Regions from separate parts of the Mus musculus genome. Here regions 1 and 3 are each linked to region 2. The links are chromatin loops, found by intact Hi-C in ENCODE. Cell type or tissue: left cerebral cortex. All regions are shown on one strand.

The links. A loop is a pair of places that touch in the nucleus more often than their neighbours do. Peaks named below come from ENCODE experiments on the same cell type or tissue, not always from the same donor. Only the 100,000 strongest peaks of a DNase experiment are listed, where the experiment ranks them.
Region 1: it touches region 2 in a loop (10-fold over the local background); 2 of 42 quality-filtered maps call a loop at or near these places.
Region 3: a loop joins it to region 2, with 5 times the contacts of the local background. A loop is called at or near these places in 3 of 42 quality-filtered maps.

Annotation. Positions count from the first base shown.
Region 1 is chr6:110,535,505-110,543,504 of GRCm38, forward strand. No RefSeq gene overlaps it. Among named protein-coding and RNA genes, the nearest start is that of Gm20387, 110 kb to the right of the region's middle. In left cerebral cortex, no CTCF peak of the experiment used is centred here; DNase peaks (open chromatin) are centred at 3,376, 3,567, 4,042 and 4,143; H3K27ac peaks cover 306 bases.
Region 2 is chr6:110,639,557-110,647,556 of GRCm38, forward strand. Grm7 (glutamate receptor, metabotropic 7) reads left to right here and starts at 6,042. Exons shown (of 10, transcript NM_177328.3): 1 at 6,042-6,830. The coding sequence starts at 6,312. It overlaps Gm20387 (a long non-coding RNA gene), which reads right to left and starts at 5,839. Exons shown (of 4, transcript XR_001785349.2): 1 at 5,309-5,839; 2 at 2,239-2,373; 3 at 1-1,714. In left cerebral cortex, a CTCF peak has its summit at 1,398 (motif pointing left); DNase peaks (open chromatin) are centred at 4,614, 5,997, 6,387, 6,623 and 2 more places; H3K4me3 peaks cover 2,898 bases; H3K27ac peaks cover 2,690 bases.
Region 3 is chr6:112,186,689-112,194,688 of GRCm38, forward strand. No RefSeq gene overlaps it. Among named protein-coding and RNA genes, the nearest start is that of 1700054K19Rik, 20 kb to the right of the region's middle. In left cerebral cortex, a CTCF peak has its summit at 4,582 (motif pointing left); DNase peaks (open chromatin) are centred at 601, 4,579 and 7,557.

The DNA.
Region 1 (8,000 bases), 100 kb before region 2:
TTACTTAGACACTCAGTTCTTTCTCATGGATTTTACTGGATGTTATACAGTTAAAACCCTAAGCATGGTCCTTGGAAAAACACATAATTTAGATCTATGAAATTTAGGTGTATATAGCAATATCTTTCAGGCTTTCGTTATGGAGAAGAAAGAACACAATGGAGTACAGTAGGCTTCCTGAAAGACTAAAAGAATTACAAAGAAAACTCCATTGTAGGCCATATATTCATGAATGTAGTGTTTATACTTAAGAGAATAAGATAATGGAGATGGCTGTGATTTCTAGAACCTTCCATGCCTTATATCTCATCAGAAATGAAGCCATATGCATCCTTAAGAGGGTAGTAGTATATTTCCCATTGTCCAGATCAGAAAGTACATACACAATAACATTATGTGACTAACTCAGCCAATAACTGGAGTAACTAGGTCTTAGCCCAAATGCTTCTACCCCAGAGCTGATAGGCATAGCACAGATAAGCAAATGAGTCTTACCTGTTCCTTATGCATCTCTATTTGAGCCACACACAGGCTCAAATAAGTATATTCAAGTTACCACAGAAACCAGAGGGCTCAGAAATCCTTGGAACTGGAGGTATAGGCATTTGTTAGATATTCAACATAGGTGCTAAAAAATGAACTCAGATGTTTGCAAGAATGAACGGTATGTGTTCTTAGCCACTGAGTCATCTCTTTTGACCCTGTTCACTCCATCACACCTGTCTTAGGTACATTTTGAGTACATAGAGTTAGTAATTTTCTGGTAAAACTGTGTGATACATGATGTATCAAGAGTTGGTCTTATACATGGGGCCTGTTCTGTGCCATCTGCTGAAATCTATAAGAACAAACCAGTATATTCTATGTCTGTTCTGCATATCATGTGATTTGCCTTATCACATACTGGGGCAATTCGATATAACTCACTAGATGGATACTTAATCAATATAGATGGTTCTGTTAAGAACTATTTCTACTGTCTATGAATTATACAATAAGCTTAGTGTCACTGATTATGAGTGAGGACAGCTATAGCAAAAATCTAGATTCTTCATGTGAGAAAAAAATCCTATGTGTGTGTGCTGGACACCTCAATCCTAATCAGGCTGCAGCTAGATTTTTATGAACTGAACCACACAAATTTAAAATAAACTGTCTAAATTGCTCAAAGTGCAATGAACATATCAATATGACACTTGAAACAAGAAAAAAAATCTCTGAAATGAAAATTCCCAACTGGGTATGGTGGTACAAATCTGTAATACCAGAACTCAGGAGGATGAGGCTGTAAGACCATGAGTTCCAAGTTTAGCCTGGGCTACTTAAAACAATTCAAAACTAACCTTCCATTTAAAATCTAGAAACTAGTTTTCCCCTTTATCCAGAAGAGATTCGTCATTTGGCTAAATAAAATATCTCACACTATTGAGGAAGTAAAGCAGGCATTGGCTGACAGGGCTTTCGGGGGATAGAGGGATGAATACATAAAACACACAAGTTTTAAGACAGTACAAACATTCTGGAGGTACTATAAATAGCACACACACCATTTTTTATTTGTCCAAATGTAATTTTGCTCACGTGAAACTTTTCAAAAACAGTTTTTAAGACATTCAACTTTGATTTTGAAAATTGTATTTATATATTTACTTATTTTAAATTCCAGATTTTATTCCTCTCCTAGTACACCCTCCGACTATTGCACATCCACCAGACCTCTAAACTTCCTTGGACCTCCAGTATCTTGAGGTTTAGGTGTATTTTCTCTGACTAAACCCAGACTTAGCAGTCCTCTGCTGTATATGTGTTGGGGGGCTCATATCAGCTGGTGTATGCTGCCTGATTGGTGGTCCAGTGTTTGAGAGATCTTGGGGGGTCCAGGTTAATTGAGACTGCTGGTCATCCTACAGTGTCGCCCTCCTCCTCAGCTTCTTCCAGTTTTTCCTTAATTCAACTTCAGGGGTCAGCAGCTTCTGTCCATTGGTTGGGTGCAAATGTCTGCATCTGACTCTTTCAGCTGCTTGTTGGGTCTTTTGGAATGCAGTCGTGATAGGTGAGCGCTCCATAGCCTCAGTAATAGTGTCAGACCTTGCGGCCTCCCCTTGAGCTGGATCCCACTTTGGGCCACTGGAACTTCTTTTCCTCAGGCTCTTCTCCATTTCCAACCCTATAATTCTTTCAGACGGAACAATTATGGGTCTGAGTTTTGACAGTGGAATGGAAACCCCATCCCTCACTTGATGCCCTGTCTTTTTGCTGGAGGTGGGCTCTACAAGTTCCCTCTCCCCAATGTAGGGCATTTCGTCTAAGGTCTCTCCCTTTGAGTCCTGAGAGTCTCTCACTTCCCAGGCTTCTGGTACACTTTGGAGGGAACCACCAACCTCTTACCTCAGGAGGTTGCCTGTTTCCATTCTTTCTGCTGGCCCTCAGGGCTTTAGTTCTTTTCCCCACCCAATACCTACTTATGATTTGTCTAGGTTTACTTATGCCCACCCTGGCTGTATCTGTTTCCCTTGAGAGAGCCGACCTGTGCATCATTCAGTTATGACATGAGCCCATTTCTCTATTTAGATATTTTGTTTTGAATAATACCTGACATCATGCTCACCTATTGAGAAGTACAGTACCTGTCTTTAAAAGAAAAAGAGCCAGGCAGTGGTGGCACGTGCCTTTAATCCCAGCATTTGCGAGGCGGAGGTAGTCGGATTTCTGAGTTCAAAGCCAGTCTGGTCTACAGAGTGAGTTCCAGGACAGCCAGGGCTACAAAGAGAAACCCTGTCTTGAAAAACAAAAAAACAAATAAATTAATTAATTAAAATTAAAAGAAAGAAAAAGAAATTATTGTAAATGCACACACGTGAACAGTGTCCTGTACTAGTAGTCATTAATAGAAGTTACCGTTTCAGTTATTTTATAGGACTCTTAAGGCCATCTTAACTTGCAAATGATTATGTAAAAAGCCAAGGTTTTGTTGAGAAATTAACAGTAGAATGCAGTGTTTGTTAGGCATATGGTAAACAAGCATGCTCAAAACCATTCAAAGATGTTCATTGAGTAACAGATTCTGCTAGAAGCTTTCAACCAACTCTGCCTACCAAAAGCTATGCTCTGAAGGCTCTGTACTTTCCAAACTACTTCCATCCTTAAATATAACTAATTAAAAAGCAAGTAAATCTTTAACTGTCTTTACTTAGCTTTATCTTCAATGCTGTTGACACACACACACAAACCCACTTCAATATGCTCACACAAATCACATTCCATGTTTCTCATTACTGCAAACACTTCTTCAGAAACTGGATTAATCATCTTTCCTTGACACGTTTGCCAGAACTCAGAAATGGAAGGGAAGACATGCCTGAAGAGCAGCTTAGGCAAGATCTGAGTCCAAGAGTGTTCATTTCTGCTTCAAATCTTTCTGGAAACCTTTTCCATGGTTTCTGTGTTGCAAGAAATAGCTGGTAAATTTTTATCTCCACCCCCTCAAATAACACAGTTCATCTGCTTCCCTTTTTTATACAAATAGGAGAGAAGGAAGCTGTCCGTGATGATCTGTAGAGAGTAGGTGTGTGTGAGAGCTGCTATTTGAACGGTGGTGTAGGGGCTGATGTCACGATGGCTTCCCACACAACAATATGGGAAACCACATTAGCAGCAGGAATCCCAGTTGGCAGAATTGCCCATGTACCTGCTAAAAAGACAGTTATTTGAGTCAGACATCCTTAGGTCACCTTTGAGAAGTCAGTTATTATTTTTTTAAACCTTAAGTGATGCATAGTTCCTAAAATGGACTACAATATTCCAAAGTCTTTAAGAAGTACAGTGTGATAGAACAATAAAAGACTATTATACGTGTCATCACTATGGCTACATTATCACAGACATATGTCAGTCTTCCAGCAGAAATTGAAAACGTCAGGAAGTCAGAAAGGAAGGAGTCTGAAAAACAAGTAATAAATAAATTGCCACAAGTTGAGTAGAAGAAATACTTGGCAAGAAATGGTGACTTCAAGAAAGCTTAGAAGTCATTGCTGGTAGGGCTGTGCTGTCATTATAACTTCTCCTGAGAATTATGAAAGGGGGAATCATAAATTCAGGATGAGGAACTTCCTGAGACCCTTTCTCAAAAGAAACTCAAAAATTAAGTAAAATAAACAGGCCTGTGAATGTAGGTCAGTTGTAAAGTACTTACGTAGCATGTGTGAGAGTCTAAATTCAATCCTCAGCACCATACACATGCATGCATATGCTGAATACACGTGGTATGTATGCCCACCTATACATACCCATAGGAAATGCTACCCTGGATTCTGACCAGACCAAGATGACCTCTTGGCTTTTTGTGGTTGGAGTATTAAGATGAAAGTGTCTATCTGTGATAACTGATGACATATTATCAGAAGTGGCTAGACATCAGTGAGATCCTTCAATGACTTCCAGGAGTACTGCTCACTTACATGCTTTTTCCATAATATAAAAGAATATATATATACCAGTGACTTTAAAAGGTGCCCTGAGATTATCTTCCTAAGACCAGCATTCTGCTGCAAGGGGGAAAAGGGGGAATTTCTAAAATAAGTGTCATTTGACCTTTGCTATCAAGTACACGTCTACACACACTGTATATATAGACCTAGTAACATACTCTGTATAGGCATGCTACCTCCTATTGTTTGCTATATTACAACATAGAAATTGCTCTGTCAGATGTCTATCTCCTTCCTACCTTAGCATATGCTGATTGTTACTGTGGGAAAAGTTACCAGGCCATTCTGACCCAGTCAATTTATCTGGTATAAAGTTCTAATAAATCCATTTCTATATTATTTCCATGTGCTTGAATTCTGCTTGGCGGTTATTCTTTTTTAAGTTTTTCTTGGAGGTGAGCAGAGCTCATTCCTACACTAGGACTTATCCAGGTTTTAAACATAGTGATGTTCAAGTTTTGTCTTCATCAAACATCTGAGTTTAAAACAAACAAACAAATCCACTTCAAAAGATGCTCATTAAATAGAGAAGTTTGCCATTAAGTATGAGAGACTTTCTCCTTCCATACTTATATATGAGATACACTTTATATGACAGTTGTTGTCTGAATCCATTCAGATGTTGCTCCTGAGGAAATTCTGTTGATATCTTGGACTTCTATTACCCAGACTAAAAACGTTGCTCACCTAAGAGTGTGTTTCATTATCTTTAACTGAATTTCTGCAGGTTCTGTTATCAGTGTTGTTTGAAAATTGTTCCCTTCCACACTTGAAAAATAGTGTATGATTTTTTAACCATACCCTATAAATAGAATCACACTATCAATCTCTGTAAATCCATCAAGTAGCAGAAAGACCAGATCAGCCTAAATTGGTTTCATGGACTATAAATGAAAGGTTTTGCATAGACCTGAGTCCAAGCTAAGTTGTTCTCCAGAAGCCAGAAAAGATGAGAGATTCCATTTCTCTCTCTCTCTCTCTCTCTCTCTCTCTCTCTCTCTCTCTCTCTCTCTCTCTCTCTCTCTCTCTCTTCCTGTCATTCACTCAGTTTACATTGCATTGTTCTTTGTATAGACAGCTTTTCCCCACATTGCACCTCCAAAGTAGTATTTAATATGACTTTCAATCCAAAACAACACAAAAATTATAATTCTTCCTCAGTTTCATGTGTTTTGCAAATTGTATCTTATATCTCGGGTATACTAAGTTTCTGGGATAATATCCACTTATCAGTGAGTACATATCATTTGAGTTCTTTTGTGATTGTGTTACCTCACTCAGGATGATGCCCCCAATGTCCAACCATTTGCCTAGGAATTTCATAGATTCATTCTTCTTAATAGTTGAGTAGTACTCCATTGTGTAAATGTATCACATTTTTTTGTATCCATTCCTCTGTTGAGGGGCATCTGGGAACTGAAGAAGAATGAAGACCAAAGTGTGGACACGTTGACCCTTCTTAGAACTGGAAACAATCACCCATGGAAAGTGTAACAGAGACAAAGTTTGGAGCTGAGACAAAAGGATGGACCATATAGAGACTGCCATATCCAGGGATCCATCCCATAATTAGCCTCCAAACGATGACACCATTGCATACACTAGCAAGCGTTTGCTGAAAGGACCCTGATATAGCTGTCTCTTGTGAGACTAGGCCAGGACCTAGCAAACACATACGTGGATGCTCACAGTCAGCTATTGGATGGATCACAGGGCCCCCAATGGAGGAGCTAGAGAAAATATCCAAGGAGCTAAAGAGATCTGCAACCCTGCAGGTGCAACAACATTATGAACTAACCAGTACCCCGGAGCTCTTGACTCTAGCTGTATATGTATCAAAAGATAGCCTAGTTGGCCATCACTGGAAAGAGAGGCCCATTGGACACACAAAGTTTATATGCCCCAGTACAGGGGAATGCCAGGGCCAAAAAGTGGGAATGGGTGGGTAGGGGAGTAGGGGGGGAGGGCATATGGGGGACTTTTTGGCTAGCATTGGAAATGTAATTGAGGAAAATACGTAATAAAAAAGTTAAGATTTAAAAAAATTATAATTCATTTGATCATTTTGTAAATTAATAGAAATTATATTTAGTGTACATTTTAGTTAAGACCAGAAACTGAACAGAATATATAGGGTCCCCATCATTCCCTTCTAGTTATTCAGGCTGATTGTGGTACATTTGTAATGTAGATAAATGAGAATTGATGTTCATTTATTAAATAGGGGCCTGTAACTTAAACTGGTGGCCACCCTTTTTTTTTTTGTGTAGTGCATAAGATTGGAGTAATACATGGAGTCTTGGAGCTATCATTTTAATGATTGGTTTGACCACCCTAAAACTTCTATATTCTATGGATTGACCTTTCTTTCTTTACCCTGATCTTTTTGCAGCTAGAGACATTTTTGTGGGTATAGCTGTAGACACTCTAAAGAGGTTTTTATCTTTCCAAAATTTTCCCATTTGGAATCAAACTATAAGTGACATTTCCAGACTTCCTTCTTTAACATAGCAGAAAGTACTAATTGGTCCTATCCATGTCCTATAGATCAACTCTTTTGATGAAATATGCTCTCCTGCTGATGGATGAGTTTGGCTTTTTATTCACTTGTTGACAATGAGTTTGCCTCCTATAGGTTCACAAGTTGGAGCACATGGTCCTGCATTAGTAGCATATTTTGCTAGGGCAGCTGTGTTACTAATGGGTGAACTTTGAAGCTCAAAATTCTCCCACCATCTTCAATGAATGTGTTGCCTTTTTATTGGGATATCTATATGTCCCAAATAAATGCTGTCTTGTTTAACTATATGTTGTCTTCTTTGTGCTATTTTATTAAAGCAGTAGAAAATTTACAAAAACAAAAGCTATCTTAAATACTTCTGAGTTTGGTTAATTATGACTAAAGTAATTATAACTCTGTTGGTAAACAACAGTGATTTTATTGTAAGTGCATGTAAGCTGTATGAGGGTCATCAAGACTGCCTTCAAAAGTACTGCAACACCATTCATTCCCAACCGAGTGAATGAGCTCCTCCCACTCTGTATGTGTAGTGTATACTACTATCTACAGTAACATTACTGTTATTAAAATGTTGACTGTCTCAGGGATGATCAGTGCCATGGTAATATTTGCATGTTGCTTAAGCTAACAATGTTTTAATGAAGTCACACAATCCTTAACAGTGGTCCATCTTTGAACAGACACCGAAGTCAAAGGGGACCCATTGGTTAGATCCACATCCCATGCTCTTCTCTCAAGTGGTGACTATAAGAATAGCAAGTTATTTGGAGATACCAAACTCACCAGACAAAAGTTATATGTAATTCAACAGGAAAGAGTACCAAATGATATACTGATATACATATCAGGTACCCACAAAAATGGAATCAACCTTCCTGATCAAATATAATTATTTTAAAGGCAGCATTCATATTAAAATCATTTTATTATAGATACAAATTTTATGTTACAAGAGCCAAGAAAAGAGCCTCTGTACATGTGCAGTGGAGGCT
Region 2 (8,000 bases):
CACAGAGTGAGTTCCAGGACATCTAGGGCTATACAGAGAAATCCTGTCTCGAAAAACCAAAATAATAATAATAATAATAATAATAATAATAATAATAATAATAATAATCTTCTAAAACTTGTCTTGTGTACCACTTACTTGAGTTCCTAAAGCAAAATAGACCTTTATAAAGGAAGATAAGACGATCAAGGGAAGTGACTTTTGACCTGGCCTGCAGAGGCTTTTACTATGTATTTCTGTGCAATACCAGATATTTTAACAATAAGAAAAAAGAAATATGAGGAATAGATGATAGTTAAATGACATAAATATATCTACCAAAAAATGAATCTCAGAAAAATACAACACAAAATGTAATAGTGTCTTTTTCTCCAGGGAAAAGTGACCATATTTAATAATGTAAAGTAAGTGTGAATGTCCATTTTAATTCTGTCTCCATTCTATTCTATCTGAAGATAGAATTCACTAGGTGAATTTTTATTTATTTTCAATTTATGCATATGAGAATTCTGCCTGTGCATGTGTATGTGCATCATGTGCCTGGTTCTAAGAAAGTTCAGAAAAGATAAACATAATCCTTGAAGTAAAGTTGCAGATGGTTGTGAGCATAGGAGAAGTATGAAGGTCAATCCCCAGCACTGTATATAACCGTGATGAGTCCATGTTTGTTCCCCATGCTTAGGAGGTAAAAGGATAAGACTGTCATTTTTTTTTTTCTTTTATGGTTTTTCGAGACAAGGTTTCTCTGTATAGCCCTGGCTGTCCTGGAACTCACTTTGTAGACCAGGCTGGCCTCCAACTCAGAAATCCACCTGCCTCTGCCTTCCAAGTGTGGGATTAAAGGTAAATGCGTGTGCCACCACCACCCGGCAAGAAGGTCAATCTTATTTTTGGAAAAATGGATTCTTGAGATACTATGTCAGAAAAAAAATCCAAAACATGTGGCTGGATATATGTATGAAGAAAGGAATGATATTTAGATTGTTTTAGCTTAAGAAATGCTACTAAGCGGGGGAGAGATGCATCAGCAGCTAATACGACTTGCTGCTCTTGAAGACCTGAGTTCAGATTCTAGCAGTCAAATTCGGTACCTTACCAGTCACTTGTAAATCTTGTTCCAGAGCTGACAACTACTTCTAGGCCTTACCTAGATATATACTTAGCATATACACATATATGCTCACATATAGGAAAAAAAGGAAGCAGAAATTAATGGTAGCTTGGTAGATTACAAATTAGAATTAAATATATACAGAAAAGATATTGGGGTTTGGCTAATCAGCTAAGAGCTCTTGCTGATCCTGAGGAGGTGTGGGTCCCAGCACCCATGCTGAGATGCTCAAGATTGCTTGCAGTGGTAGCTACATGAGATAACTATGCCCTCTTCTGGCCTGCAGACACCCACACACATATGCAACAGACAGAAATTAAAAGTAGAAAGTGTTTTCCACACAGTATGATGGAAAGTGAAATCATAGGAAAAAAAAATCAGATGAAATTGAGGCAGGAGATATGGCTCAGTGGTTAAGAGCATTTTATGCTCTTGCCGAAAACTAGATGCTTTTGCTGTTGATTTTGCTGTTGGTTGGTTGGTTGGTTGGTTGGTTGGTTGGTTGGTTGGTTGGTCTCCCAGGACCAATGTGGTCGCTCACAGATATCCATGACTCCAGTTCCAGGACTGGAGAACATCCAATTCTTCTCTGGCCTCTTGGTACTGCATACAAACACAAACATACATTTGGGCAACACTCAAATACATAAAATAAAGGTTTAAAAATCTAAAAAAAAATGGAGCTAAATCTTTTAATAAAATTCAACAAAAATAGGGAGGAACTCTTATGTTCAGTAAGATATTTTTATGAGACCATGAGTAGAGATGGATGATGGTACAGAAGCAAGCCTGCAGACACTTTTATAATGTATTATCTCTGTGGATAAAGCTCGATTCTTTTTCAGTTACACCTGCCCTTATAATAATCATTATCCCAGTTCTACCTGAACAATTTTTACAGGGTGATTTTAATTTATAATTCCAATGAAAAATAAATGCCTACTATAAAGGGCTAGGTTCTCCACTGTGGCTTCATATATAAAAATAAATGTGATGCTGTGTGTTCGAAATGCATAGAGATTCTGTAAACTCAGTATCACATGTTCTTTCTCTAGTAATAAATTTTGCTTTCTATATAGTTCAGAGATGCCAATGTCTACCTAAAAACGGATCTCAGTGACTCTTACCTTGTTCAGGCAGCCCATGGCAGCAAGCTCAGCTATTGGTCAAAAAGTGAGGTCTTAAATCCAGAAGAATCAATCTATACTTTCATGTAGTTGATCAAGTGCTTAAGGTAAAGCTGTTTCAGACTTCCATTTTTTCTAAACAAAAGTATTTTAAAGAACATTAATTATCCATTATATTCCAGAAACTGTGCATAATGACTAAGAGATGAGAAATTTATGTGCTCTGTCCATTTGAGGTTCTGGTCACTGCCAGGTAAGGACAGCTCAGATTGAACCACTTCTGATTCATTTCAATATATGAGTGAAACTTAGACACAGACATCATTGGAAACATTGTCTTGGATGAAGAGAAAATTAACACTCTAGCTCTTACCCTTAAGGATCTTACAACTTGGCAGAGAAGTCAGACATATACACAAATAGCTTACTACAAGGGATATGATACTAGCTGCCAGATGTTTAGGGAGAATCCTCAAAGAGAAAGGGCTCTTAGCTAGGGTTACTATTATTGTGATGAAACACCAGGACTGAAAGCAAGTACAGGAAGAAAATGTTTATTTGGCTTATACTTCTAGATCATAGTTCATCACTGAAGAAAATCAAGACAGGAACTCAAACAGTGCAGAAATTTAGAGGCCAGAGCTGATGCAGAGGCCATGGAGAAATGATAATTACTTCCTTGCTTCTCAAGTCTTTCTCAACCTCCCTTCTTATAAAACTGAGGACCACACACCAAGAGATAGCACCACCTACAATGGGCTTGGCATTCCCACACTAATCACTAATTAAGAAAAAATTTTATAGCAATGCTTGCCTCCTCCCCAATCTTATAAAGCCAATTTTTCAATTGAGGCTGTCTCCTCTCCAGAGACTATAGCTTGTGTCAAGTTGACATAAAACTAGCCATCACAAGAAAACACCCACTGAATGGGGTGGCATTTGGGGTGGCACAGATGGCTTAAAGGTATTCATGGGACTATCATGGGATGGGAGAGGGCAATGGGAGAGAATGGATGAATACATGTGCAGGAGAAAACTAGTGATTACTTGTAACTCATCCCTGAGTACTATTTGGTAGCAACTTTCTAAAGCATAGCATGAAATTCAAAATAAAAGAAAGATTCCATTTTCACTAAAGAGAGCCCAAGCCACTGGTATTTAAAATCAGGCATCCTTGTCCTCGTGTGCTGTTGACTGTATTCCTTTCAGTTGTTCCATTTGCTTTTTCTTCTTTTGCAGCTTCGACAACTCTATATTGACAGAATCCCTATCCCAACTACTTCACTCAGCATTCTGATGTAGGGCATTACAATAGAAGAGTTACAAGACTGCTCTTGACTTCAAACAATAGAAAGAAAACACATATGCATATAAGTGGAAAACCCTAGAAATATTGCTTCAAGTATGCCTGGATAGGGGATGGGGGGAGTTCTGAAGTAATTTATTGAGATGACTTTCTATTTGTCCCCCACTCTATGTGTTTTTCTAGACTATGCATTCCCCTATCTCTGTGTCTCTTTCTTTTACTCCTTCCTTTCTCCCATCAGTATCATCTCTGACCCTATCCACTCTATCATACCCCTCTCCATCCCTGTCTTCATTGCTCTCTACCTCAGTTTGGGATTCAAACACAGAGCACATCCTCAATGTACAGACTGGCTGCACACTGCAGGAGCCACCATGATATGTAATTATGCTGGGTGTACATTGCTGTAGTAGGTATCAAGACAGTGGGTGACTGATATGCATAATGTATATAATTTGCATGTGAATCACAGTACAGTTTCATTGAAGATGACAGTAAAATATCTTGTACTTGGAAAATCAGAAAAGCATGATAGTTTTCCAAAAGAGGGACAGGAAGGGGTTAAGCAGAGGGCCTATTTTTTTCCCCCAACTTTACAGAGATGTGACCAGGTGCAGTGATAGCCCCACCTCCAGCTCCAGTCTCTGGCCTCTGTTTTGGCTTCTCCACCAAAGGCAAAGATGAGTTCTTCAGACTCTGGTTGACCTTTATTCTCTCTTTTGACCATGGCACTATGGCTAGAATGATCACATGAACTAATAAGCCACACCTACATTATAGGAAGAGGGCTCCGTTCTCAAACCATAAGCATTGAAATAGCGAGGAACATGTCCCAAATGAAAGTGATGGACTATTCATATGTGGAAGAAGAACAGATGCCCAGCAGAAGCACCTGGCCTAACACATAAAGTCCACAGTGCCAGTTAAGGTTGGCGATGGGTTCTGAAGATTTTTTGTCCTGGTTCCCTATGCATAAAGCAACAGAGAATATTGGCCTAAAAAGAACGCTGTAGCCAAAGGGACATGGCCTATTTTAACAAAGGATTTTAGTTAAAAGACAACTTGGAGGACATCCAACTCAATCTCATCACTTTCCAGATGGGGAAACTAAAATTCAGGCAGAGGCACTGAAATACCAAGGACACACAGGTAGTTGGTGGTAGAGGCAATATAACAGAACTATATATTATATCTAACAATAGATTCTTCATCAACACCAGAAAGCATATTCTTGTTTGTGGCTTTCTCTCCATCACCCTCAAATCTGTACAATATAGCTTTTACACACTACAGCAGAAAACATTACCAAGAGTTGAGTTAAGGTCCCAGAGAAATGTTAAATTTCCCTGTAAGAGAGCTAAGGACACTTGTTGCATGAATGGGCTAGTTTCAGGAGGGGTACTTTCCCTTCTACAGTGAAACTTGCCTGAGCATTCTTTGCTTTGTTCCCCAAATCCCATGGCAGCAAATGAAAACAAACAAGCAAACAATAACAACAACAAAACCACAAAAACCTACTATCTGCATCTTTAAAGAGACTTCTCCAGCTCCTTTTACTTCCTTTTACCTTCCCCCACTTTACCTGCTGTTTCTTAACTGTAAAGAAAAACTGTCACCAGCCCAGGAGTATCTTGGAAAATAGGTAGAAGGGAGCAGTGCACCTATCAACACTACAGAGGAAAGTGCTGGAGTTCTTAGTGTCTCCTCTTGCAGCAAAGGCAAGGAAAAGCACTGACTGAATCAGTGGTTAATTTCCCCACTGACCTGCTGAAGAATGTGGTTAGTTTGACCAGCCTTGGCCCTTAGGAAGATCGAGGGTGGAGTACCACTTTAGATTTCTTCTTGGCTTCAGCTTCCCTCCAGGATAGAGGGTACCTACTATAGGAGAAGCCTCTGGTTAAGGACTTTAGTCAAGAATCCGGTTCCAGAATGTCCAGTATTTTTCTGAGCTAGCTTTAGAGACTGGAATCTCCTCTCCTCCCGCCCCCTTTCACTGGCTGCTCCACTTCTGTACTCCCTAGCTTTCTGCCAGAGCTGACAGTCAAAGATCAGACTCAGGGGCTCCCCATAAGTCAGCACCAATATCGCGACTCATCCCAAGTGGATGTCTGCAGTTCCTAGAACATGGGCGTGGGTATTGGTGAACCTGAGGTTTCCATCACAGAGTTGGGGACAAGAGCTTACTTAGCCCTTACTAGTATCCAGAAATCCACAGATTCCCTGGGGACCACGAAACTCCCCTGAACAGGCAACCTCTCGGCTCCCGGGCCACCCACCCATTCCTCCACCCCCCCCCCCTTACCTCAGCACGCAGCCCCTCCCTGCGTGATGATGCAAACCGGTGGGGAGGGCGGGCGCTGGGAAGGGTGGGGAGAGATGGATAGCAAGCAAGGGAGGGAGAGAGGGAGTGGGAGGAGGAGGAGGAGGAGGAGAGGGAGCCCAACGACCATTTAAAGCGATAGCAATCCCTGCCCTCTCCCCAGTGCTTGGCTGTTGGAGAGCGCGAGCGGCAAGCCAGGGAGCGGGGAGCGCAAGCTGGTGCACGGGCCAGCGGAGCTACAGTGCCAGGTGCCAAAGACTGGCTGACGCCCTGGGACCCCCCACCCCTCTCCTGCTGCACCTCCTCTGTCTCCTCCACCCTCTGTGCCTACAGAAGTCCCCGGGGCTTCCCCCGAAAGGAGCTCACCTCGAGAAGCCGGGACCTGGGAGAGCCCACCAGCATCCCCTCCAGCGCCGCCGCCGCTACCGCAGCAGCATCCGGAGCGGCATGGTCCAGCTGGGGAAGCTGCTCCGCGTCCTGACTTTGATGAAGTTCCCCTGCTGCGTGCTGGAGGTGCTCCTGTGCGTGCTGGCGGCGGCGGCGCGCGGCCAGGAGATGTACGCCCCGCACTCGATCCGGATCGAGGGGGACGTCACCCTTGGGGGGCTGTTCCCAGTGCACGCCAAGGGTCCCAGCGGAGTGCCCTGCGGCGACATCAAGAGGGAGAATGGGATCCACAGGCTGGAAGCTATGCTTTATGCTCTCGACCAGATCAACAGCGATCCCAACCTGCTGCCCAACGTAACGTTAGGCGCGCGGATCCTGGACACTTGTTCCAGGGACACTTATGCGCTCGAACAGTCGCTCACTTTCGTCCAGGCGCTTATCCAGAAGGACACCTCCGACGTGCGTTGCACCAACGGAGAGCCCCCGGTTTTCGTCAAGCCAGAGAAAGTAGTTGGAGTGATTGGGGCTTCGGGGAGCTCCGTCTCCATCATGGTAGCCAACATCTTGAGGCTTTTCCAGGTAGGGGGGCGCTCCCTTTGGGGAGGAGCATTCTGTGGCTCCCTGCGCTCTAACCTTAAAAGCTGGTTTGGACTTCATGGGTTGCAGGGGTCAGGCCAGCACTCCAACATTTCTACCCTGGAGATCCTGTCGAATCCCTCCCACCCCACCCAAGGAGGTATCTTCCTTGCTTAGTTTACTCCTCTTTTATGTCTTTCCCTGTCCACGCTCCACTCCATACGGCATGACTCCCCGGATTTATGGTCCCATTTACAAGAAGCAATCTTCGGAAAAAACAAGGCGATGATTTAAATGGTTTGCATTAGAGTGAAATATGGTTCGGAAACAGGCTTGTAAAAGTGTCTGGGCTCCTAGGGGAGCAGGTTAGACACAAGGAATATGAAAAATTAGAAGATGCTTTGAAAATGGCATTTCTCAACTCCCCAGCTTCCCATGCCCAAGCCACTTAGGAAACCTCGACTCCATGGAAATATTCTCGAAGACCTCAAGAAACCCCTTCTTCAAAAGAGGGTTGGGGTTTACCCGCATGTGGATGATAATTGCCCGTCTCTTTGGGGTTGAATTTACGACCTGTAGCCCATCTGCATCAGAGGCATGGGGGTATCCGCCCCACTGGGGAGACCCCGCCTGCTGACGTGATCCCCCTGAGTTGGTTTCCTCCTGGCAATTTTGTGCACCGCCTAAATTGCATTTGCAGTCCGGCCGGTGGCAGGAGCTGGGCGATCAGCTAGCTTTCTGCTGCCACTTCAGACCTCAGCTGGGGATGAGCTCATGCTAACTGCGAAATAAAATCCCTTTCACTGACTGCTCCCTGCGCTCCTTGTCCCCCTCCCTCACTAGTGCAGCCCCACACCCAGAATTCCAGGCTCTAAGCTGGGAAACTCAGTCTGCTCTGCCCAAGAACAGTGGATGTGCTAAAGCGGGTTATGCAGGTCTTATGCCCTGGGTTCAAAAAGGCAGATCTAGGGCTCCAACCGCAGTGCTCTGCCTTTGGTCCCTGCAGCCTCTGTCTCCTAGACTGCACTGCACTGGGTAGAAATGGATAGCTTTGAGGGTTAGAAATTGAGTTCAGGGAACTCTGACAAGGTGTCCTTATGCTTCTCTGTTTCCTTGTTTGGTTTCCCTTCCTCATAGGCATTTCTCAACCCCTGTTTCCTTTTCTCACACTCA
Region 3 (8,000 bases), 1.5 Mb after region 2:
GCAAAAGCATGGCTCCTTGATATTGATCTTCAGTGTTCAGCTAAAGAGATTTCTAAGCAACATTTCAAAACCACAGCGCTGCTTTTTCTTATTGTTTATAGTAAAACATGAAAGGAATGAGATCAAATAATTTCTTTAAGCAAGCAGATGTTGTGATGATTTGGGAATTTCTCAGCCTATACAGACGGTTAAAGATAAAAAAAAGAAGAAGAAGAAGAAGAAGAAGAAGAAGAAGAAGAAGAAGAAGAAGAAGAAGAAGAAGAAGAAGAAGAAGAAGAAGAAGAAGAAGAAGAAGAAGAGGAGACTGTGGTGAACCCATGACCTACAGACAAGGTCAAAGAGATGATGGGAAACCTTTGGATAACACTGAAGAAATCTGGCACGGTAATAAGTTCCCTCAACTATCTCAAAGAAACCTTAGCTAAAACCTTAGCTGGCTTAGTCTGAAAGAAAGAGAAAGAAGGTCCAGAGAAAGGAATATAAGGCTCCCAGAATTCTACAGTGGGAAACAGGTTTACAAAACTAAACATACTGACTATTTGAAAAGCTGCAGTGTTGGTTCATCCTCATGGTCAACTTGGCTGGATTTAGAATCATTTGGAAGACACAGTTCTGGGTATGTCTGTGTGGGTGTCTCTAGAGAAACATAACTCATTCGTGTCTTAGGTCTTCTATTACGGCACTGAAAAAAACATGATCAAAAAGCAAGTTAGGAAGGAAAGGGTTTATTTGGCTTCTACTTCCATATCACTGTTTGTCATTAAAGAAACTGAAGACCGGAAGTCAAACACGGAAGGAATCTGGCTAGAGGCAGGAGCTGATACAGAGGGGTCCAAACACTGAGCCGACAGCAACCTGAGTTTGGAGGAAGGGTTGATTTATTTTCTTCATCCAAAGTCAGCCATGCCTACCAGCCAGGAGAGACATCCTCTCATTCCAAGCTAAATGTGCTGAGCAACAAAAGTCTAGACACAGTATGTCATCTCTACCAAGCGGAAAAATGAGACGCAAAGATGGATAATGTGGAGAAGTTAGACCCTTTCTAATGACACTGTTACTGCTGGAGCATTTATGATACAGCTTTCTGAGAATGATCTTCATCCTCAAGTTCCACTTCCCAGACAGGGAATAAATCAACAATTCAAACCCTGACCTCAGCCCTAGAAAGTGTCCCCAGCTTATCTTCCCAACTCACTCACAGGAGCTGGCTCCAAAGCCCTGCAGGCTGTTGCCAAAACTGAAATCTCTCTTCAAAGGACCTGCTGGTCCTAGCATCAGCTTCTTTAATGTTTACAAAATTATCTAAGCACCATTCTGAAAGAAGTTTAGAGAATAATCAAAGAGACAGTAAACCACCCCAAGGAGTTTAGTTCCCCAGGGTCTGTGAAGTGGAAGCATTTTTGAAGCAGAAAACTCTAGAAGAAATGACTTGGACATTCACAGGCTGACTTCAGTTAGAGTTCAACTCCCTCCCTCACTACCCTCTCTATGCCTCAGTTTCCCCCTCCACCATCCCACTCAGGGTGCTTTGGGGAGTGAAGAGGGGTCTTTAATTAATTCTCCACGAAGATAATAAATAGAAACTAGAGCCATCATAGGCAAATAATACTGTCTGGTCATTCTATTCCCCAAGTCCTTTCAAGGATGTTTGTGAGGTTTCTAGAATGAAATGAATTCAAAGAATTATTTCAAAGAATTTTAGGTGGTAGCTCCATATAAAATCATTTGTTGATAGCATCTTGCTCAACTGGGTCTTGCTAGCACACTGGCTTTCTTGATCTTGTTCAAACATAGCAGCCTGTACTTGCCCCAGGGCCTTTGCACATGCTGTTCCCCCACTTGAAATGCTTCTTCTTCAGGTATCTCCTGACTTCCTCTTGAACTAGCAATGATCCTGAATCTACCCCAGTCTACCACATGCTGACCTCTCTTGACTTCTCTTTCTTACTACCATCTGGCAACTATCCTCACTTATTTTTAATAGAATCTTCCAGATGAATGAAGACTCAGAACTATCTTCCATATTCCATGTGACCAGAACTTAGTCTGTTAGAGTCACTTAAATATTTGTTGAAAGAATAAAAGAAAGAAGAGGGGACAGGAAAGAGAAAGAATATAACCAAGGGAAATCTCATATATGGGCTATTGTTAAGTATAGCAGGAAAGAGGAGAAGGAAAACCCCCTCCTGCCCCTTGATTCCAAACTCTGCCCACTCTAAGGGAAAATCATGTCCCTGCAAGGGTAGCTCAGTCAGAACAGCAGGGTGGGTCTGCCCCCCGCCCCCCCAGCAGGTGACCTGCTACTCTGCCTTGACTGGACTCATTCCAAGCATCTCACTGGGAGAGGCAGACCATAAGCATGGTTATAATAGCTAGCACATCCTGGTAACAGCTCCGGTACCAGCAATATGGAGGTGGGTCTCTAGGGTACCAAGTTTAATGTAAGCAGATGAAAACTGTTTGCTCCTCCCTCATGTAAGATAAGAAGCAAGAAAGCAGCCAAGCTGGGATGTTGAGAAAGAGAGATCCAAGTTTGGTTCCCAGCACCACTGTAGGGAAATTCAGGGTCTCCTGATGCTACAACTCCAGGGGTTCTGGTACTTCTGAAAATAGTAGGCATCTATGCTCCATGTGCAAACAGACACCCACACACACAGGCAAACACACACACATATGTAGGCACACACATACATACACGTGTGCTCAAAAGTGCCCATGCGCATGCATACACACACACACACACGTGGATAGCTGCCATGTGCATTCCACTCTAATGTCCAGGGACAGGTTCACAGATAAGAGATAAGAAGTATGCTATTGTAAGTGTGTGTACCACACTATGGCAAGGAGCAACCTAGAGCACACATGTCTTGCTGTAGATCTAGATCCCAAGAAAAGGCTCCTGGGTCTGGTTGCTGATATTGAGACCACAGTGAGACTAGATCTGCAGTGAGGGACAGTAGAGGTCAGGTCCCCAACATGTCATGGAGAATTCTCTCAGTGCTTTAAGGATCTGAAGGTATTGAAGACAACTGAAAATTCTTCAGTGTTGCTGTATTTTTTCCATCAGAGGAGACATCTAATCCTTTTGTTTGTTGTTAGCATGTGTTAATTACACACAATAACAAATTTCATTATATATATGTATGTATGTGTGTGTGTGTGTGTGTGTGTGTGTGTGTGTGTGTGTGTATGCCTATTTTACTGAGTGAAGCATGTCTTTAATACCAATGCTTGAGTAGTAGAGGCAGGCAAATCTCTGTGAGTTTGAGGACAACTTGATCTACATATAGTTCCAGGTCAGGCATGGCTATATAGTAAGACCTTGTATCAAAAACAGAAAGGGGGAGGGAGGGAGGGAGGGAGAGAGGGGAGGGAGAGAATAGATTTTGATCAGATTCAACCTCTACTCTCTATTCTTCCTTTGAAGAAAAAGCAGAACTGTCCTTGGCTGGTCAACAGGGTGACAGTGTGGTTGTAACATTTTGGGGTCTAGGCATTAAGGAGACTGGCTGCTTCTGCACTGACTTTTAGAAGTCAACAGCTTCAAAAGTGGAACACTAAAGTTCACTTTAAGGACTTTGGGGTTAAGGAGCCCAAATACCAGACAAACTGAGTCTAAAAATGTGCAGAAGAGAAGCAAGCCAGCATCGGGGTTCCATCTTGAGTGTGCAGGGCCTCCCTCACTCTCCTTGCACATGGGCCCTCCAGCCCGCTATTCTCCTCAGGGCCATGGAGATCAAAGGAAAGCACTTGAGTTCAGACAGTGACAAAGTGGTCACTGTGGGCTTTTAAAACTCTTTAGTTTGGAAATGGCCCACATTGCAGCAATGTAGGGCTGGTGCAGAAGTACCTGACACCGGACACTTGACAACCTTGCTTCTAGGACAGGCCACTGGGACAGTGAGAAGATCCTTCTGCCATACCGTTTCTTGGTCAAATCCCTCCAGCTTGGAAAGGCTTTTGCTGGGGAAAGGTGCTTGAGTCACATTTTACCCCACTTTCCAGTCAAAAGGCTGTATGCATCCATTGTTCTGCTAGCTGGTAATGGAATCTACCGTTGTTCCCTTGAGGATAAGCACGCCTGCCTTCTCCATCAGAACAGTGTGTGGCCCAACTAAGAAATATGGGTGGATGGAGCACGGCACTTGATGACTATCATCCTTATCAGAAATCTCTCTACAGACAGAAACCAAAAGCCATAAGCAGAACTTTCCAGAATACTTGGTGAAACAAAAATCGATCTTCAAAAGAAAAGGGTTATAAATTCTAAGACTGCTGTAATGAAGAAAGAAAAAAAAAGCATTTATCTCTCATTTATTCGGTTCTTAGGGGTCTCACTTCTACGTAAGAGTGTAAAGAAGCGTTTTTGTTTCTTTTTTTTTATTTCATTTTCCGATTCTTCTGAGTAAGGGCCCAAACATTAAAATATCATTTACAACAGACATTACACCATAATACAGCAGTGCCCTCCTTACAAACTCAACACACTTTTGCCACTCAAGCCTCAATTGACTAGTGCACAAAGGTGCTGGGTAGGCCAGATTCCTGAAATCAGAGCTGTTACCACACTGCCCCCTCGTGGGTATTGCTGATTCTGCAGCTCGGGTTCCAAAATTCCATACATAATTGAGAGTCCACAATTCTGAAGCAGCTAATGTTCTCCTCCTCAGTGTCGTGGGTCTTGGAGATGAGGAAGGACCAGCACAGATATCCAGAAGTCCAACACCTGTTGTATGATACAATGTCCTGTGCCTTTTTTTTTCATTTAGGACTTGAAATCTGGAACTAGACATATGTGGGGGTAAGGGTAGGGGGTGAGAGCATCTTCAACAAATGATGCTGGTCAGACTGAATATTTGTATATAGAAAAACACAAATAGATCAGTATTTATTGCCTTGACAAAACTCAAGTCCAAGTCAAGCCTCTACATAAAATCAGACACACTAAACTTGATAGAGGAAACACATAGGAACAGGAGACAACTTTCTGAACAAAACATGAATAGCTCAGGCACTAAGATCAACAATTAATAAATGGGACCTCAAAGAAACCTATAATACAAATGACACAGTCAATTGAACAAAGAGGCAGCCTACAGAATGGGGAAAAAATTTTACCAACTCCACATCTGGCAGAGAGCTAATATCCAAATGACATAAAAAAAAATCAAGAAACTAGATACTTGAAAAAACACAAATAATTCAATATTAAAATTGTATACAGATCTAAACAGAAAATTATAAATTGAGTAATCTCACTAATGGCGGAGAAACACTTAAAGAAATGTCCGACATCCTTAGCCACCAAGAAAATGCAAATCAAAACGACCCTGAGAGTTCACCTTACACCTGTCTGAATGGCTGTGATCAGAAACACAAGTGACATCTCATGTTAATGAGGATGTGGAGCAAGGGGAACACTCCTCCATTGATGTGGGAGTACTCACTATGAAAATCAATATGGAGGTTCCTCAGAATATTGAGAATTGAACTACCTAGAGACTGCTCTATACCACTCCTGTGTATGTACCCAAAGGACACTCCATCCTACCACAGGAACACTGGCTCAACTATGCTCATAGCACCTTTATTCACATTAGCCAGAAACTGAAAACAACCTAGATGTTGCTCAACCTAAGAATCAACAAAGAAAATGGGGTACATGTATGCAATGGAGTATTCCTTAGCTGTTTTTCTTTTTTTAATGGTATTGTAAAATGTGTAGGCAAATGAATGAAATGAGAAAAAACTTCATGAGTGAGTATTGCGTCTCACTCGACCGGCAAGAAAGACGTAACAAACCAGAATCTTCTGCGGCAAAAGCTTTATTGCTTACTTCTTCAGGAGCAAGAGAGAGAATGGCAAAACCCCATCCCTTTTAAGGAGAATTATCTTCCGCCTAGGACGTGTCGCTCCCTGATTGGCTGCAGCCCATTGGCCGAGTTGTCGTCACGGGGAAAGCAGAGCACATGGAGTGAAGAACTACCCCTGGCACATGCGCAGATTATTTGTTTACCACTTAGAACACAGGATGTCAGCGCCATCTTGTAACAGTGAATGTGAGGGCGGCTCCCCACAAGTGAGGAAACCCAGACCCACAAAGACAAATATGGCATGCACTCACTTATAAGTAGACACTGGACATTAAGTAAATGATAACCAAGTTATAATCCATGAACTCAAGAGGTTAGGAAAAGAGGAGGGTTCTGCGGTTGGGAGGACACATGAACCTCCCTGGAAGGAAAATAGAATAGATTTTGCAGGTGGACTGGAGGGAAAGGGGAGTTGGGAGAAGGAGGCATCAGACTGGGGGAGGTGGGATGGAGTAAGGAGAAATAAAGCATGGGTAGAGACAGCTAAGACCGGGGGGAGGGGCATTTGGAAACCTAGTGCCTTGGAAACTCCCTGGAATCTATGAGGGTAACCCTAGTGAGGACTCCTAGTAACAGGAGAAGTAGAGTCTGAGCTAGCCATCTCTTGTAGCTAGGCAAGACTCCCAGTGGTTGGGACTGGGTTGCATTAGATTGAGTTATTGGCCAAGGGATCCTGTGGAGATTTCCAAACAACCCAAGCTGATGCTAAGACAGAGGGTTGCTCTCCACAAACTGACAGTGGGGCTCCATTGCACAGGACAACTTTCATCAGCTCATTAAATGTCAAGACGTCAAGCTGGTGCCTACATGGACCCTTCATACCTACATTCATGTCTCCTTGGTGCAGAAAGTACTCTGCAGCCTACTGAAAGAGAAAGATGGACACCCACACAGAAACAAAACCTTTGACCTACAATCCATTCTGCCTACCAGATGTGCTGTGGAAACGGTGGCACAGAACTTGTGGGAGTGGCCAAGCAACACCTGAGGCCCACTCCACAAGAGGGGACCCCATTCCTGACACTGCTTGGAGGTCCAGGAACCGGAGACCAGATAACCCAGAGACCTAGGGGGTGGGGGACAAAACATGACTGGTCTAAGAAAATAGACAGATTAAATGATTTCTAATGGTATTCTGCTATAGTCATAGATTGGCATCTTGTCCAGTCACCAGCAAGCTCATCATCTGCTACCTTGACCAAACATTATGCAAAGAGAGTCTAAATTGAAGGTTCCTATTGTGTCCCTCCTTCAGAGCTCGAGGAATCCCTTGGAAGAGAGGAAGAAAAGATGGCAGGAGTCAGAGAGGGTGGAGGACACCAGAACCCCACTGAGTCAATGAAGCAGGGTGTATACGGTCTCATGGAGGCTGAAGTGGCAAGCACAGGGCCCTGCATGAGTCTGCAACAGGTTCTACATGTGTGCTATGACTGTTAGTCTGGTGTTTAAGGAAAAGTCCTAAATGTGGGAGTGTCTTTACCTCTTTTTGTAGGCAGCCGGGCGCCTAAAAGATGGCGCCCGCCTCCGGTACACTGTCACCGTAAACACTGCGCAGGCCCTAGCCCGAATCTGGCGCCAACCCCTCCCGAGCGGTGCATACAAATTAAAGTGCCAGCACACTGACCAATCCCAGGAGGACACATAGCTCTCCCCAGTGCTGGGGTGTATATAAGCAGTCCTTGCTGGGTTTCCGGAGTTCCCGTAGCATCAAGGCGTTCCAGGAATAAAAAAGGCTGTTGAGAAGAATCCAACTATGTTGCGTTTTTTCCTTGCCTGACGAGGTGGGCGCAACATCTTTTGCCTGCTCTTGGGATTCTTTTCTTCTTGCTGGGTTGCCTTCTCCAGACTCAGTGTGAGGGTTTTTTGTTTCTGGGATTTGGGGGATATTTTTTTTTTTGCCCTATCTTATTGGGTTTTGTTTTGTTCTGTTTGGTTGCTGTATCTTGGAGGCCTGCTCTTTTCTGAATGGTAACAGAGGGAGAGTGGATCTTAGAGAGGGGAGATGGGAAGAAGCCGGGAGGTGTGGACGGAGGGGAGCCTGTGGTGTGGTTGTTTTGTATGAGAAAAGAATCTATTTTCAATTTTTAAAAAAGCTTTCTCATGCCTAAATTCTGCATCCCATCT